Regions from separate parts of the Homo sapiens genome. Here region 1 is linked to region 2. The links are chromatin loops, found by intact Hi-C in ENCODE. Cell type or tissue: sigmoid colon. All regions are shown on one strand. Links, peaks and the distances in the headings refer to the core of each region. The heading gives the core; the rest is flanking DNA.

Region 1 (8,700 bases), core at 391-8,390, 52 kb before region 2:
AGCCGGGATGCTCCCTCGGTTCACTGAATCCTCTGGAAATCCCACCCACGGGCCTCTCCTGGTACAGCCCCCCTCCTGGCAGTGCTCACTCTGTCCGTGTCACAAATCTGACAGCAGTGGGGACAGAGAGGCCCCAAGGCTCCATCCCACACTCTGTTGTATGCCCCCCAGGCCTGGCTCTGAGCAGAGCCTTCTGTAAACCTCCAGGGGGAGAACATGAGCAGCTCACTGTGCCCAGGTGGGTTTTTAACCCCCCGCAGCCGGTTAGGCCACAGTGGCATCAGAAGAGCTACCTACCAGTGCCGCTCAGAAGGGCCAGTGTGTGGCTGTCTGGACACAGTGGATCTTTCAGAGATATATGCAGAGCAGAAACATGAAAGGTGGCTGGAGAAAGAGTCTGGGCTCAGGCAGAGGGAAGGCGAGAGCCAGGCTGGAGGGGAGGGCTACATGCTCTCATCTGCGCCAACCTCCTTCTCAGCACCCATGCTCGGGTTCTAGGCACATGGGACTCACTGGCCACCGGATGTTCCTAAGCGCTAACCAATGAGGCGACAGGGGCAGCTTCAGGATGCAGGTATTTTCCCATCACAAGACTGACTCCCGCTAAATGCAGGCAAAAGGAACAGAGAGCACGACACTGGATTCTGAGCCTCATGAATATTCCAGTCCATGACTCACGCCTGTGGGCTGGCAGCAAGGTGGGGGCAGGAGGGGGGCAGGGCTTCCCTCACTAATGGCCAAACGCGGCAGGCGGTTCACCAAGCCCTTCCAGGAACACACCGTCAACCTTCTGCACTCCAGTAACAGCTGAATTTCCTAAATTAGTCAACAATTAAAAAATTATTCCAAAAGTCCAATCTTGGCCAAACAAACAAAGGAAGCCAGTGTAAGAGCCCGCACACGGGCGCAGCGGTGCCCATCCCAGGGCGAGTGCAGAGGCTGCGCGCGGCCACCACACAGTGCTTCCGCCCACTCTTTTGCTAGTGAAATTCTCTGGGAGTAGGTGCGGCCCCTCCCTGCCAGCAGGAGCCTGTGGCAACGGGGTGTCTAGGATGTCGAGGCAGCAGAGACCCTAGGGCCCTGCCCCGTGACAAAGGCCCCACGTGGGGACCTCTTTCTCTGTCCTACATCCTGGGACCGGACCTCTCTTCTTGTCCTGGTCCGGCCTGGACACGGTCAGGAATGGCCACCTCTGCTCCTGAGGCTTCTTCGAGAGGAACGGGGCCCATGCGAGGACCCCAGGCCCCTCTGCACACCGTGCCTGGGGGTCAGGCAGGTCCTGGGGGTGGGGAGCAGCAGGCACCATCATGGAAAGCTTGCCCCATGCTTCCTCCTAAGTGCAAAGGGGCGAGGGACCTTCCAATTACAGCATCACTGAGAAGGCACGGAGAGGGAACTTGGGGTAACAGCCTGGCGACGGCTCAAGACAGCCACAGCCAAGAGGCATCTCCAGCCTGCTCTGTCTGCAGCCCCCACATCAGTGCGTCACAAAGCTGTGGCCCTCAGCACTGCATGGCAGACAACTTCCAGAAGGCTGCAGAGGGCCTTTCAGCTGACTTAAGCCCTGGGGCCCATCCCGCCCCTCCAGCTGAACAGCAGGTCAAACAGTGCCCTCCTTCCGGACGCTCCAGCCCATGCCACGCTGTCCTCTCGGCTGGCGCGGGGCTTACCCGGCCCCTGCACTCATGCAGGTGAACCAGCTGAGGCCAGGAGAAGGAGGTCATAGGGCAGCAGCAGAAGCGAGGTGGGCACCATGTTCCAGAGCCTTCTGAAAGTTGTGTGGGTCTGTGCTGAGGCCACGCCTCACATAAGGCCCCAGCAGAGGCAAAAGAATCAAACTGGAGTGGAAAACTTTCCACTAAAATGTGCCCCAACCCCCACACTCCACAGTGGCCTGTGGAGGTTCAGTCACCTGCCCAGCACTGGTCCTGAGATCATCTGGGGCTGAAGCAAAGGCCCTGGGCTGAGCGCGGTGTGGGTGGGCGGCGCAGTGCAGGTGGGCAGCGCGTTGGGACTCCCAGGGTTTAGGTTCTTGCACAGAAGGGTTCTCAGGCAGGGCTCCTCCCAGGACCCCACAGTAGGGCCTGGCTGGGAGAAAGCACAGTGGCATCGATGACAGCAGTGAGCGGCCCCCTTTCCCAGTCAGTGAAGTCACAGATGGGCCTGCTGGCCGTGCGACCCCTGGCGAGTGACTCCCTGCCTGGTGCCCGCCTCCTGTCTGGGGATGGGAAGCATCTGTGAGCAGACACACCAGCTCGCAGAGGGGTTGGCGTTCCCTGAAGCCTCCGGCTTCAATGACCTGTACCCAGGCACCACCCAAGAGGAAGCCTCCCCTGCCCCTCCAGTCCCTTGCCCACCCAGGAGACAGGCAGCAGCCTCTGCATCCAGCTGCCCTGGCTTCCTAACCAGAAAACAAACCTGCTGAGAATGGCCCCCGGCCTGGTAGGGCTCCCTCAACCTGAAGGAGCCCAAGGGTCTCAGGGCCTCTTCTAGGTCGGGGCACGTCAGAGCGGACAAAGCTCAACAGGGTGCGTTTTCCCTGAGTTCTTGGAACTCCCCTGGCTATGCATGAGGCAGCTCTGAAAGGCAAGGTAAAGATGGCCACAGCTAGGCCAGGCGCGGTAGCTCACGCCTGTAATCCTAGCACTTTGGGAGGCCGAGGCAGGTGGATCACGAGACCAGCCTGGCCAACATGGTGAAACCCCATTTCTACTAAAAATACAAAAATTAATAAGGAATGGTGGCATGCGCCTGTAATCCCAGCTACTCGGGAGGCTGAGGCAGGAGAATCGTTTGAACCCGGGAGGCAGCGGTTGCAGTGAGCCGAGATCCAGCCATTGCACTCCAGGTTGGGCGACAGAGTGAGGCTCCGTCTCAAAAAAAAAAAAAAAAAAAAAAAAAGATGGCCGCACCTGCCTTCATTACTGCCTCCCACTTCCATCCAGAAAACATTTCGGTGGCTAAAGACTGAAGCTCGGAGTCCTGGGCTGGCCACCTCGGGAGATGTGTGTTCATGAGCACCAGAGAGACCCTCTGGGATGGGCTCCCTCCAGTTTGGAAGCCTGCTTTGCAAAGACCCTGCCCTGCATAATGTGGTTGCACAGTTGGAGCCTCGGCTAATCTGGGGACACATCCCCTCCCCAGTGTGCCCAGGAAGCAGTGGGGTCACGGCGCTCACTCAGCCCTGACAGCCATGGAACAGGCTACAGGCTTCTCCCTGGTCAGGGGCCTCAGCGAGCCCCTCACCCCGCCCTGTCTACACCTCCTCCTCAGGCCCAGGCTGGGACCCACAAGTTCTCAGCCCCAACTCCCTGGGCCTGTAGAGGCTACAATGCCCACGCCTGCAAGAATCAGAGGCAAGTACAGCCCCCACCTGAGGTGCCAGGGACGTCCTCCGCTTCAGCAGACACACGGCTCTGACCCTCCTGCAGGCTGAAAAGCCTTCCCACATCTGTCTGCTGCCGCCTGCGTCCTGCTGTCCCTCCCCACAAGCCACTTCTCCAGCCCCCTTCGGCCCAAGGTCAGAGGGCACTGCCACGGGGAGGCCTGCCTCTACGCGCTGAGTTGGCCTCTTCTAATACGAGACCGAGACCGGGAAGTGCTGGCAGCTGCCCGGAGCGGGTGCGGCAGCCCCCAGCATAAAATATTCATGGAGACGCAACTCCAAGCAGAGAGGCTGCATCCGTGTCAGCCAGGCCCTGGGGAAGGGAGCTAAAAATAGACAGGAGGCTGAAGAAAGCTGACGTGGGGATGAGGGAGGCGACTGGGAGTAGGAGGAGGGGCCGCCAGGGCACATCTGGAGGGACGGAACGCACATGCAGGTTCACCGCACGGAGCACACACGTGCTCCCAGCCCAGAACTCGTGCTCATGTGGGCAGTCCCCAAGTGAGAGCTGAAAATCCCTCTCCGGGCAGCCTGCCCCGCCAGTGGCTATTTCTATCAACATCAACATTGACATCCATGGGCCCCAGGACACCTCAGTGAAGAATCAAAGACCATCTTTAATGAGTGAGAAATAACAGCGTAGATCAACATGACGCGGCCACACCCAGGGGATGGGCTGCCATTCCCTCCATTCAAGCTGGCGCCCTTCCCTGCCCCTCTGCAGCCCCTTCCCCCAGGGCTGGCCCTCCTCCTGCACTCTGACCACCCCCCCCCAGGGTATGGAGTTCTGGAAGGGGCGGCCCCAGGACTGCTCCCCAGCTGGCTCTGGGAAGGTCACAGGCGCGGCCCCAAAAGCCTCCGTGACCGCAGGCTGCTATCCACACAAGGGTGGACCCCCTCAGGTTGGACTCTATAGGGAGTGGGGAACGTGAGGCACAGAGGTCCCCTCCCTGAGAGCCCATGGATCGCTGGCCCCTCGTGGTCACTGCACTGGTCTCCCTGAACCAGCTGAGTGCTGGGGTAGGTGCAGTGGTCCTGACCCCACAACCAGTGTGCACAGCCCAGCTGGGGGCAGCCGGGAGAGGGAACCGTCATTGGTGGGCAAACACCAACCACGCCTGCAGCCGCTGCCAACCTGGGAGGATGCCCCCCACTATCAGCTTTGAAGGGCTGCTATTGGGAGATGCCCCAGGGCACCCCATCAACCTGCACTGAAGCCTGTTCAAAGCACAGGTCACCCAGATCCTCCTCTACTTTACGCCCATATGCGTGAGCCCCATAGACTCCCACCAGCCCTCTCTCCCCAGCCCTGCCCCGTCCTAGCCGGGTGGCCTCGGGTGTGTCACTGTCCCCAAGCTCCCCCGTTACAGACAGTGGCTCTGCGCCTTTGGCCCTCGCCGTTCCCTTCACCTGAATGGTCCCCACAAGACAGCTCCTGCCCTTCCTCCCTGACTCCAGGCCTCCGCTGAGGCTTTCCTTGGGAAGGAACATATTTAAAATTGTACCTGTCCCCCGGCACACTCCGATCCCCTCATTCCCTGCTGTCTTCTTCGTGACCCTGGACACCATTCAACTTCCTCTATCTTCACTGTTTGTTTACTCCTCCCTCTGAGAGGGTGTGAGGCCCCAGGGAGAGCAGGTGAACAGCAGCAGATGATGAAGGCCCCCCATCTTCACCCACCCCACATGGTGGGCACCGTGTCCATCACCACCGTACAGATGAGGAAACCGAGGCACATAGAAAGTGCGTGCCTAAGGCCACACAGCTAGTAAGTTTAGAGCTCTGGCTGACCCGGGCAGCCAGGCGCCTGCTCCTGGATATGTGAGCCTGACAGTCCACGCAGCGTCTGCAGTGGCGGGGGGTGGTTGGGAGGGGGTCTGGGGTGGCGGAGGCGACGCTTCTCTAGAGCGGTTGTGGGTGCCCTTCTAAGGAAAAAACGTCTGAGAAGTGCTGTAGCTCCAGGAGGCTCTGGGGAGGGTGGTCCAGATGGGAGCAGCAGGTGCACAGGCGCCGGGCAGGAGTGAGCTTGCTGCACCCACACCCAGGGCATGGAGGAGCCACCGTGCATTTCGGTGGGAGAGGGAGCAACTCGGATTTTGATGACCAGTTTCCTGGGCTGCAGGGAAGGGTCACATTGAGAGCACCAGGAACAGAGGAAGGAGCAGCTGAGGACTGAGCAGGGGCCCCATGGGGACGGGGCAGTAAGAGCTGTTCGGGAGAGGAGTGGAGCGGCACTGGGTGGGCGTGGGCATGGGGGGAGTAGGGAGGAGCCAGCTGGGTTCCCAGACTTCCAGAGCAGCACAGAGGCGGAGAGGGATTTTTTTGCGGGTGTGATAATGAGTTCCATTCAGGACAAACTGTATTTGTGATGCTTTTGGGAACCCTGTTGAGGGGCAGCACTGGCCAAGTCAATTTGGGAGTCAATACAACACACAGGCGATGCTCGAGGCACAGACCATGGATCTGACCACCCCAGGAGAGAAGGGCCACAGGTTAGGACATGTCAAAGCCAAGGGTTCGGGGACCGTGTGGTGGCCGGGGAGGCTGGAGTATCCCTACAGACACTACAGGGTCCCCCATCCAGGGAGCGCAGGCTTCACTGAGGGCCTGGTCAGCTGTGCTACAGACAGGGAGCGGACAGCAGACAGGGCGTGTCCTTGCGTCTGTCCATGCTGCCCGCAGAGGGAAGACAGAACTGGGAAAGTTTGTCCAGGAGGCAGGAAGAGGTAGGGGGCGGGGAAGGAGAGAGCTTCGGAAATGTGCCTGGGTCAGGTGGGGGATTCAGCATCAGGACAGACAGCAGCCACGCTGAAAAGCGTCATGGGAGGGGCGTCGGGTCCATGGGGAGAGACCAGAGCGGGCCCAGGTGGGAGTGGAGCCCATACTTCATGGCCGAGAAAAGCAGGCAAGTTTGGAGAAGGCGTGTCCAAGGTGAAAGGAGAACCAGACACAGGGCTGAAGGTCAAGGACAGAGGAGGCTGGAGCCTCATAGCAGGGTCAGGGGCTGAGGAACGACTGCGGACCAGCCCAGGCGACGTGGAGGGAGGACACCATCCTGCCAAGGGCCGATGGGTGGCACGGTGGGCCAGGGCAAGGCGGGTAGGCTTACAAGTAAATGGGGAGGGGTGGGGGCAGATGAGGGAGGAAGGAGCAGGCAGCAGAGCCAGCCCTGATGGGGCAGGAGGGTGGCAGCCTAGGGTACTTTGCCACAGAAGAGGCTGTGGGGCTGAAGGCATGGAGCAGTCCTCGCACCAGAAGGGGAGCATGCCTCGTAAGCCCCAAGTCAAAGAGGGGCCTGGTCACGAGAGTCATGCAAGGGTGGGTCACAGGCATTGTGTTAGTGCCGTGCTGGGGGCACCCACCACTCACTTTCCTTCCTTTCAGCCTGGCCGAGTCCTCCTCATCCATCAAGTCCAGGTTCACCATCAGCTCCTCTACTCAGCCCACCCGACCTGGGAGAGGCCGGCACCCAACTCCAGCGAAGAGCTGGCCTGGAGTTGGCAGCGGAGGGTACTCGCTGGGCCTGACAGCTCACACACCACACCTGGCGCTACCACCACGGGCCCTGGTGAGGCATGAGCTCCTCCACTCCAGGAAGGGGCAGGGCTGGGAGAGGGGCTTGGAGGGGCCTCAGCCTCGACTGGGAAACAAAGCAGCTGGGGCGACTCGGCGGCCCTCCTCAGCCATGTGGGGAAGCGACAGGCCGTGCTCCAGGCTCTGAGAGGAATGGGTTTTCAGTGCATGTTCGCCCCAGAGATTTCAGTGCACGCTCCTCTCCGGGAGGCTGAGCAGCAAATGCTTGCGGATCTGCGTGGGGAGCAGACGCCGCGGGGGCAGGGGCCTCGAGAACCTCTGGAATCAGGGGTCAGCCTCGCAGGGCCGTGGTGCCTGCCTGGCCACTTCCATGAGAACGCCAGCTCCCAAGAGGCCTGCGGGCACCCGCCTGCTCCCAGCTGCTCTGTTCCCGCATCCTCGCTCCCCGGAGGGGCAGGAAGCTCCTACAGCTCTGCTTTCCTCTTGCTCCCCTCAGTGACAGACACAAGAGCTGGTTCAAAGAGAAATCAGGACCACCCCAAAGGCTGCAGAGCCCCTGGGGTCAGCCAGGATGGGGAACCTCTGTTCTTATGACAGAGACAGGGAAGCTGCCTCTTTGGGCCGCGCGAACCCTGTCGATGTCTGTGACCCTACAGAGTCCATGCCAGGCGGAGAACCACCAGCTCTCAAACGTGGCAGAGCTCAGGGGATGTGGACACCTGGGGGCAGCAGCCCCTGTGAACGAGTGCGTGTGGCCTGCACACGCCCACCCCACCTGCCCTGCATGAGGAGGAGAAAGGCCAAGGGGCTGGGACCCTCAGCCCAGAGCCCACCAGCCTGGCTTGGTCTCATCAGGCAGGACCTGCAGGCCAGGACCACCTGGAGGGAGCCCACCCCTCCAGCTTCCCAGCAGGCCCTTCAGCAGAGGATGGGGGACCCAGGGCACGGTCCTCATCCCCCTCCAGCATTCTTACACAATGCCAGGGAACACCAAGGCGCCACACTCAGAGGCGACCTGGACGCCCAGGCAGCAGCCATGCTAAGGCGCTCTTAAAGGGGTCTGTCTCTCTTGTCCTGTCTGCCCAGCCCCACCCCACGGGCCCTGGGAGTACAGCCCAAAGGCCTACCCGCTGGTTATGAAGCGTTCCTTCTCAAGGCCTCACCGGATCAGCCCCGCAGCCCGAGGTCACCGGTCACGGCAGTGGCCAGGCCCAGCCCTACTCTGACCCCTACTGACAGGACAGGACTCATGCAGGCACAGATTCCCCCTGGAGGCCCAAACACAGGGACCCTAGGGCTGCCTGGCAGGGAGGGGCCGCCGTTCCAAGGATGCGCACTCACCACCAGCTGGGGCACAGGCAGCGACCTGCCTTCCTGGCTCAGCGACACGTAGGTGAAGAAGGCACTGGCGGCCCGGTAGCGCTTCTGAGAGCTGTCCACAACAGGGTCGGCGTCCACCAACACCTCGATCTCCATGGACTTATTGCTCGTGAAGGTCATGCGTCCCGAGATGGTGATGACGCAGCCTGTGGAGAAGGGAGGGCGGGGGTCAGGGCGGCCTCCACCCCACGGCTGGGCGGGGGACACTGGCGTTTCTGTGGTCAGCAGGCAGACACTTGGTTAGGGGAAGCAGTGGCTTGGCTGACTACCAGATGTTCAAATAACAGAATATTAGAATGTGTCGTTAGTTGCCCATGAATGTTTATCTTTCTAGTGAGCAGGTTTATCTACGCTAAAATTCAGCACTGAAGGATTTTGGTGGCCATGAGTTCAAGCCCCC
Region 2 (8,700 bases), core at 394-8,393:
TTGGGGCCCACCTGCATAACCCAGATGATCTCAAGATCCTTAATTTAACCACATCTGCAAAGACCCATTTTCCATATAAGGTCCCATTCACAGGCTCTAGGGATTTGAATGTGGACATATTGTCTGGCCCTGAGCGCTGTGTTGGTGCCTTTCCTAAGACACCTCCCGTTGCTCCCATCCCATCCCATTCCTTACAGCCGGTGTCTGACCTGACTGCTGGGCTGCCCTCCCAAAAGCACGGCCTGGGCACTGCCTGCCCCAGCACGTGCCTCCAGGCCTGTCTGGTGTATTGCTGTGTTGATAAACTGGCTGTTTAAATTTTATTTTTAAAAGATATCTCAGCCGGGCGCAGTGGCTCACGTCTGTAATCCCAGCTCTTTGGGAGGCCGAGGTGGGCGGATCACGAGGTCAGGAGATCGAGACCATCCTGGCTAATACGGTGAAACCCCATCTCTACTAAAAATACAAAAAATAAGTGGGGCATGGTGGCGGGCGCCTGTAGTCCCAGCTACTGGGGAGGCTGAGGCAGGAGAATGGCGTGAACCCGGGAGGCAGAGCTTGCAGTGAGCTGAGATCGCGCCACTGCACTCCAGCCAGGAGGATAGAGCGAGATTCTGCCTCAAATTAAAAAAAAAAAAAGATATCTCTTTACTGGGGTTTCATCAAAGCAGCACCATTCTTTCTATTAATACTGACACATTAATTTTCTTTCTTTCTTTTTTTGGTGTTTGTTAAAAAGCAGACATGAAAAGAGAGGAAACCTACAGTGGTTTCCCCAACAGTAAAGAAACCGACCTACCCAGTCCCACTGGCCTAAGGTGACAACCAGTCCGCTTTTGGCAAGTTGAGGCTGGAGCACAGACTGAGTCAGAGACACACATGTGAGACCAAATACACACAAACTCCTGTTCAAGCCTCAAGTTGACCCGCCCAGAAAACAAGCACACTCCTGCTGCATGCCAGCAGCCAAGCCCAGAAAGCCATGCTCTCATCTGTGCGCCCACTGGGTTTTCACCAGTCCCCTTTGGTGCTTATGTGGACTAAGCAAGGGAGGTGAGCGGCCATAACAATGCCCCGAGTCCAGGTTAGCAGGGGCCAGGGCGCCTCTCGGCAGGGCTAGGAGCAGGTGGACCCCAGAGTGGAGCCCACATCACAGGCACATCCAAGGGGGAAAGGGATTACTTGAGGCAGGTCCTCCACCACTGCTGAGGGTGGAGGCAAAACAGAGAAAGCTGAGTAAGAAACTCAAACACCCACCATGACCAGGGTCTCCCAAGGCATGGTGGGGGGCAGCAAACCCTCCTCAGGCTGCCATCCCGCATGAGGTACCCTGTGGAACCCAGCACAGAGCACGAATGTGCCACGAGCCCAGGCCATCGCAGGGAGGCAGAGAAGCACACAGTGCGTCCTGGAGGGAGTTCTCCTGCCACTACGACAACATGACCACCATGTGTGCAGTAGGGAGAGGGGTAATGCTCGTTGCCTGCCCCCGAGGGCTCACCCTTTTCCTAGGGGGACAGATGCTCCCCAGGGCCCCCTGCCCTGAATTGTTTCTAGGAACGCGGGGAGTTCTCTGGGTAGAAAGTCCTTGCTTGAGGCAAAACATCTCATCGTGCCTTCGTTTAGATTTTGAGTGAACATTTTGTTAAAGCCAGAGCACCCTGACATGAGAGCAAGAGGATGGATGGCAGAAGGGACCAACACCACAGGGAAACTGGGCATGCCACAGAGCCCAGTGCCTACTGGCAGAGCCCCTCCTCCAATCAATGTCTGAACAGTGGGGCCGGGAAGAAGTGGCGCTTGAACAGCTGCTGCCGTTTTTTTCTTTTTTGGATGAGTTGGAAATCCCATCAAGAACAAGCCACTTGGCCAGGTGTGGTGGTTCACACATGTAATCTCAGCACTTTGGGAGGCCAAGGCAGGCTCATCACTTGAGGTCAGGAGTTAGAGACCAGCCTGGCCAATATGGTGAAACCCCATCTCTACTAAAAATACAAAAATTAGCCGGGCATGGTGGCACATGCCTGTAATTGTAATACCAGCTACTCGGGAGGCTGAGGCAGGAGAATCACTTGAACCCAGGAGGCAGAGGCTGCAGTGAGCCAAGATTGTGCCAGTGCACTCCAGCTTGTGTGACATAGCAAGACTCCAACTCAAAAAAAAAAAAAAAAGAAAAGAACAAGCCACTGAGCGAACACAAGGAAAAGATACAACAAAAACAAATTCCTTGTGAACAGGTGCACACCACCTGCCTGGCAATGGAGGCCCCACGCACAGTGCCCTCTGGGACTCCCTGAGTCACGCAGGTCGCCTTCCAGGTGTGTGACTGGAGGGGTCTACATGGCTCAGGGCGGGGCTGGGGGACAGCCCTCCCTGGGGACCCCAGAGAAACTGGTTCCCGGAGAGCATGCTCAGCACCTGGGGAACCTCAAGCATGAGGCTCACGTAGGCCCGGCCTGCTCCTGCCTCCTATGCGTCCCCGGTGAGGAGTGGCACCTGCTGCTGGTGTCCGCGGCTCTTACCTGGGTTGAGGACTGGCTGGACGATGTCCCCGTTCCTCCACTTGGTCTCCATGCGCTCCAGCTTCTGGGCTTCATACCGCTTCCGGCCCTCCTCCTCCTGCTCCTGCCGGGAATACTGCGAGAAACCAAAGACAGGTCAGGCCCAGGCAGGACACGGCCTCCTCCCCTCGCTGGGCGGCCATGATCCCAGGCCCTTATAGCCTTGTGTAACTGGGACTATTTTTTCTTCTGTTCATGTGTGTTTTAATATAAGTAATAAGAATACAGAAACAGTGAAATCCCATGTGGCTCCACTCCCCAGAGAGACAACCTGGGTCAAGTGTTTGGTTTAGATCCTTCCTGGAATTGCTTTAATGCCTACAAATATATAAAAAGCTCTATGGTGCTGTATGTGGAGCTTAAAAGCAACCGTGTATCTATTTAACGTAATTTTTGTAACTATGTGGGCACTTAGCTTGTTCCCAATTTTTCTTTACTTTTCTTTTCTTTGTTTTTGAGATGGAGTCTCGCTCTGTCCCAGGCTGAAGTGCAGTGGCGTGATCTCAGCTCACTGCAACCTCTGCCTCCCGGGTTCAAGTGATTCTCCTGCCTCAGCCTCCCCGGTACCTGGGACGACAGGTGCCCGCCACCATGCCCGGCTAATTTTTGTATTTTTAGTAGAGATGGGGTTTCACGATGTTGGCCAGGCTCATCTTGATCTCTTGACCTTGCGATCTGCCCGCCTCAGCCTCCCAAAGTGCTGGGATTACAGGCGTGAGCCACCGTGCCCGGCCCCCGCTTTTTCACTATTAAAACCATACTGATCCTAGGTTACTTAAAATCATTTTGCACTGTCCCATTGCTTCCTAGGATTCATTACAGAATAAAGGGATCCTCAAAAAGGCCCCACCCACTCTCCAAAGTCCATGACAGAGCAGGAACCCTGTGTGTCCCTGCTGACCCTTGGCCAATCAAACAGGTTATATATTGGTAGAGAATGGGCAGTAAAAGATGGAACTGTCCTCCCACGGCTCTCCAAATGAATCACAGGGGTTTTGACTCCAGAAGTTAAAAATAAATGTGACTATAAGACTCAGCACAGGCCGGGCATGGTGGCTCGTGCCTGTAATCCCAGCAATTTGGGAGGCTGAGGCGGGTGGATCACTTGAGGTCAGGAGTTCGAGACTAGCCTGGCCAACATGGTGAAACCCCTGGCCAACATGGTGAAACCCCGCCTCTACTAAAAATACCAAAATTAGCCAGGGGTGGTGGTGGGCACCTGTAGTCTTAGCCACTCGGGAGGCTGAGGCAAGGGAATCGCTTGAATCCGGGAGATGGAGGTTGCAGTGAGCCGAGATTGCGCCACTGCACTCCAGCCTGGGCGACAGAGCGAGACTCCGTCTAAAAAAATAAATAAATAAATAAAAAACACCAACAACTCAGCACAAAAGCCAAAGCTCCTGAGTCCCGGGACACAGCAGGGGGATACTGCATTTCTTGGACGTAACAGACGGTTCACTCACTGCCCTGCTGTGCACACTGGAGGGGATGCACCACACTCGGATGGGACCCTCGGAGGGGCCCTCGGGGCCTGTGTGCTGGCCGCAGGCTGGTTCCAGACCCTCTGCCTGCTCCATCCCCCACGACCTTCTCCCTCCCCCTTGGCCTGGCCAGGGGCCGACTACCACCTGGCTGTTCTGATTAGCCTCCACTTCTGCTCTCACATTCACTCAACCAACCATTCCAGCTGAGCTTGTGGGGAAGCCACGGAACTCAGGGCCCCTCTGGGCCCCTCGGCCGCCTGTTGAAGCCCCTCTGACCTAAGCAAGTTCACTTCAGACGGCTGTGTTAGGCCTTCTTTCAAAAGCCAGTTTTAAACATCTCGATAATTCCTGCTCATGGCTCAGCTCCAAAATTGTGCAGGGTCTCAGCACCATTCACCGTTCCTCGGCGTAACTACCCATCATCTTCAGTTGAGAACCCATCTTCAAAAGAGGCTGAGAAGGGAGCTGAAGCGTTTGTTCAAAAGAAGCAAACTGTGGGGAGTGTTTTAAGTTGCAGTGGATAATTCAACCTTTTCCTCCATAAATAAACCACGTCCTAATGTTCCACCGGCCAAGTAACGACTGTGAGAAGAGAGTCTGTGCTGTGTATCTACCTAGGAACATTGGTGGGTGAACTTCAGCATCCTCAAGAGATGCCTTTTAAAGGGATTTTTTTTTTTAAAGGAGCCAGCCCCCGGTCTAATAAATCCTCATGGTATCCAGTACATTTGTCTGGGCTTGGCAGGCGCACAGGGAAATGATGGGGCCCAGTCCTGGACACAAGCCATGAGGAGAAGCCCAGCCTCCTCCCCAATGCTGCCTTTCCATCTGGGAACAAAACCGCTGGAACATTTTAATGATGGCTGGCACCTAACTCTCACCCCCGAGAGCTCATCAAACCCAACTGATCTGAAGCAGCAGACAGCGTGGCCCAAATATCTGAGAGACAGGCTGTGAACCTCTTCGCTAGAGCACATATTCAGACATTTGAAAAAAACCAAAGCATCCACCCCCGACAGCCACTCAGCCTGTCCAGGGCTGCGGCTGCCCCTCTGGTCATCCTGGGGCCCCTCGGGCCCATCACAGGCCCACCGAGGTTCCCTGCTCACTGGGAAAGCTGCAGGCAGGCTGGGGAGGAAGGTGGAGCAAAGAAAAGACATCCTGCGCTAGACGACTGTGCGCATGGCCGGCAGCTGGGTTCCTCCAGGGAGACGCACACATCCAGGAAACCAGTGTGTGTGTGTGGTGTGTGTGTGTGTGTGCGTGTTCAAGATATCTACATGCATACGTATGTGACATCTCTATTTGTATGTGTATATATAATATATATCTGTATATCTATACATACAGGGACGTACATTTTCCTAAATCGGGGATGGCTGTCTGTAGAAAGGTCAGCGGGAGCATGCTCATGCAATATAAGACAGCCCTGTGGCCAGGCCACCAGCAGATGGGCATAAATGCCCATCGGAGCCAGGGAAGGAAGCTGTACTTTCTGGGATTCCTAAGCAGGCCTCTGGCCGGGCCCACCAGTGAAAAACAGGAGACCTAGATTCCAAATCAGTGGGAGGTTTATACTACGTGGGCCTAGCGTGTGTTGGGGGGAAGATGGTGCAAAGAGCTCTGAACAACAGCTGCAGCTGAGAACCGTGCAGCCTCTCCCATCTGCGGCTCCGGCTGCCTCGGAGCCATGGAATGGTTTCAACAACTCCTCGACAAGGCCAAGTTGGTATTTATGTCTCATCAAACCCACTCTACAAAGGAAATGAAAAAGCAACTGGGAGCTCCTCCAGGATGTGGGAGGGAGGGAGCTAATTACTGGGCAAGGAGAGGCGAGGCTAACAGGGGCCACGCTGAAAGCACCCTGTCCCTGCAGCGAGGGGATGGGAGCCAGGGGAGTCAGAAGCTACCCGTCCCCTCCACTGGCCAAAAACCCAACAGCTCTTGGCGCATCGATCCTAAGCGACAAGGCAGCAAAAGTGACTGTGTTCAGGTCCAGGCCCGCCCCTCGGTATCACCCGCCTGAGATGCACCATCAGATGCTGAAGCCAGGCATGGGGCCTGGGAGAGATTTCAGAACTGGGTAGCATCTGAAAATTAAATCCGTTAAATGCTATGTCTCAATATTTACATGTGATGTGGCTCACTGAACGCCAAGGGCTTAGAGAAAAGAATGAACGTGGGGTGGGTGTGCTTGCAATTCTGCGGAGAACAGCCAGGAGCCCCCATCTGACCCCTGCTCCTTAGGTCTTCAATCACCCCCAAGTTAGCACTGCTGAAAATGACCACAACTTCCATCTCAGCCAAGAAGCAGGGAGAGAACAGCCCCACAAGAACAAGAGACGGGAGAGGTTGTTGAACCGAGGGCTGGTGCAGTGGGTTGAACAGCATCCCTCAAAATGTATATCCACCTGAAACCTCAAAATGCAAATGCTCCAAAAACCAGGTCTTTGTAGTTGTAAACAGTTAGAATGAGGTCACAGCAGAATGGGACGGGCCCTGAGCCCAGTGACCCGTACTCCGGTAAGCAGGCCGTGCGAAGATGGAGGCAGAAGCTTCAGTGACGCAGCCTCAGCCAAGGGACGCCTGGAGCCACCCGGCGCTGGAGACGCCAGGAGGGATCCTCGCCTGGGGCCAATGGAGGGCGCAGGGCCTTGCCCATACCTTTGCACTTCTGGCCTCCAGAACTGTGACAGAATCAACTTCTATTGTTTGAGAGCTACCCAGTCAGTGGCACTTTGTCACAGCAGCCCCGGGACACTGTCAGGTGGGAATATGAGACCTCGGACTCCACACCCCGACCCTGAGCCCCCGCCCACTGGCCAGATTCTGGCATGCTGCCATCCTGCTCTCATAAAACCAAAGGTGCAGCCACCAGCCTGCCCTTCCCATTAAATATGGACAGGGCTCCCCTGTCACCAAGATTAAAAAAAAACAAAACCTAGGCCAAACAGCAGCTGGACCCGGCAGCCAGCCACACCCACCTGGGGAGACACCCCACCCAGACCTTCACTGCCCTCTGAGGAGACCCTGGCAGGGTGCCTGGTCAGACACGGAGCTGGGGACAGAAGAGACGGCAGGAAGCAGGTCTCAAGGAGCACCTCCCCAGTCTCACATGGGCAGTGGCAGCAGGGACCGAGGCCCCATCAGCCCTGGTGACCGGGGGGCCACGGGAAGATGGAGAGCCAGGCCTCCTACAGGCGGGAAGTGGCCTGCACCCGGCAAACGCTGGGGAGGGAACCAAGGCTGCCGGCAGCGGCAAGAGCACCCAGCGTCTCTATTGGGTCTGGAAGCAAAAAGAGCAGGCACCAATTCCTGACAATCTGGTTCTCAGTTTTATTATTTCTAAAAATGTATTCTATATATATATCTCAGCCGGAGGAAAAGCTCCCTGCCGGGGCCCACACTGCAGAGACTCAGAATCCTGGTTCCTTCCCTCTAAGAAGAGCTCTTCCTGGGGGCTGTGGCCTGTGGACCGCAGGGTCAGGCTGCGGGAGGAGCTGGTCACATCTGTCCTTGGACTTGCCAATGAACTTGGGGCACAGGAGAAGGAGGCGAGGGAGTACTTTTAGGCAACGAATTAAATTTCTTTATTCCCAACGTCTCCCCTCCAGGAGTCTGTATGTGTGGCTTCCACAGGCTTCGCCCACAGGCCCGCCCATGGCAGGACCCCTCTGACAACATAATGAACTGGTATTATGAAAGGTGCTTCTGCCGGGCGCAGTGGTTCACACCTGTAATCCCAGCACTTTGGGAGGCCGAGGTGGGTGGATCATGAGGTCAGGAGATCAAGACCATCCTGGCTAACATGGAGAAATCCCGTCTCTACTAAAAAATATATATAAAATAATTAGCTGGGTGTGGTGGCGGGCGCCTGTAGTCCCAGCTACTCAGGAGGCTGAGGCAGGAGAATGGCGTGAACGTGGGAGGCGGAGCTTGCAGTGAGCCGAGATCGCGCCACTGCACTCCAGCCTGGGCAACAGAGCAAGATTCCGTCTCAAAAAAACAAAAAAAAACAAAAAAAACAAAAAGAAAGAAAGAAAGAAAGATGCTTCCAACCACAGCGAAGCCAGAAATGAGAGAAACACAGAGAAGGAGACAGACCCCAGCAGGGGACAAGAAGGGAGAAAGACAAAAGCTCATATGACAACTGTTTCCACAGCCACTGCGTCAGAAGCAGAGATCAGAACCAGCTTGCAGGGGCCACGGGGGAACAGCTGGCCCGGCCCCCGCAGCCTGGTGGTCCTGGCTCCCGAAAGGACATGTCACTATCACGATCCTGTCACCGTCTTTTCTCTGGTTAGGGAGTGTGACAAAAAGGTCCCTAGGTTGGAGGGATGTTTATGTCCACGGGTTCTGGGCCAGCTTGCGCTCACATTCCCAGCATGAATTAAACATACATTAGAAGATCCCACACAGACATGTCTCCTCCCCACCCGTGTTTCCTCGGAGGCAGGACAGAAACTCCTGTGGAGCCAGGGATGCCCTGCCCAGCCCAGAGGGGACACTGCCTGCTGGCGGACCTGGCCCCCTGTGCCCTAGCTCTGGCCTGTTGCTCCCTTGAGACCCTTAGCTGAACGAGCCTCCCAACATCAGGTGAGGTGACCTGATCTCTGCCATCTGCCCCCAAGAGAGAAGTAGAAAGGGCACCTTAC

Evidence for each region. Hi-C counts contacts between places; a loop is a spot of excess contacts. Peaks named below come from ENCODE experiments on the same cell type or tissue, not always from the same donor. Only the 100,000 strongest peaks of a DNase experiment are listed, where the experiment ranks them.
Region 1: a loop joins it to region 2, with 2.3 times the contacts of the local background. A loop is called at or near these places in 8 of 110 quality-filtered maps.

What each region holds. Positions count from the first base shown.
Region 1 is chr1:6,272,841-6,281,540 of GRCh38, forward strand. It overlaps ACOT7 (acyl-CoA thioesterase 7), which reads right to left. Exons shown (of 9, transcript NM_007274.4): 8 at 8,262-8,446. Among named protein-coding and RNA genes, the nearest start is that of GPR153, 16 kb to the left of the region's middle. RefSeq lists a silencer at 783-949 and enhancers at 2,164-2,754, 6,677-7,542, 7,786-8,335. In sigmoid colon, for the core only: no CTCF peak of the experiment used is centred there; DNase peaks (open chromatin) are centred at 682, 3,791 and 8,087; H3K27ac peaks cover 1,179 bases.
Region 2 is chr1:6,324,777-6,333,476 of GRCh38, forward strand. ACOT7 (acyl-CoA thioesterase 7) reads right to left here. Exons shown (of 9, transcript NM_007274.4): 5 at 2,523-2,637. Among named protein-coding and RNA genes, the nearest start is that of ACOT7, 65 kb to the right of the region's middle. In sigmoid colon, for the core only: no CTCF peak of the experiment used is centred there; a DNase peak (open chromatin) is centred at 4,805; H3K27ac peaks cover 945 bases.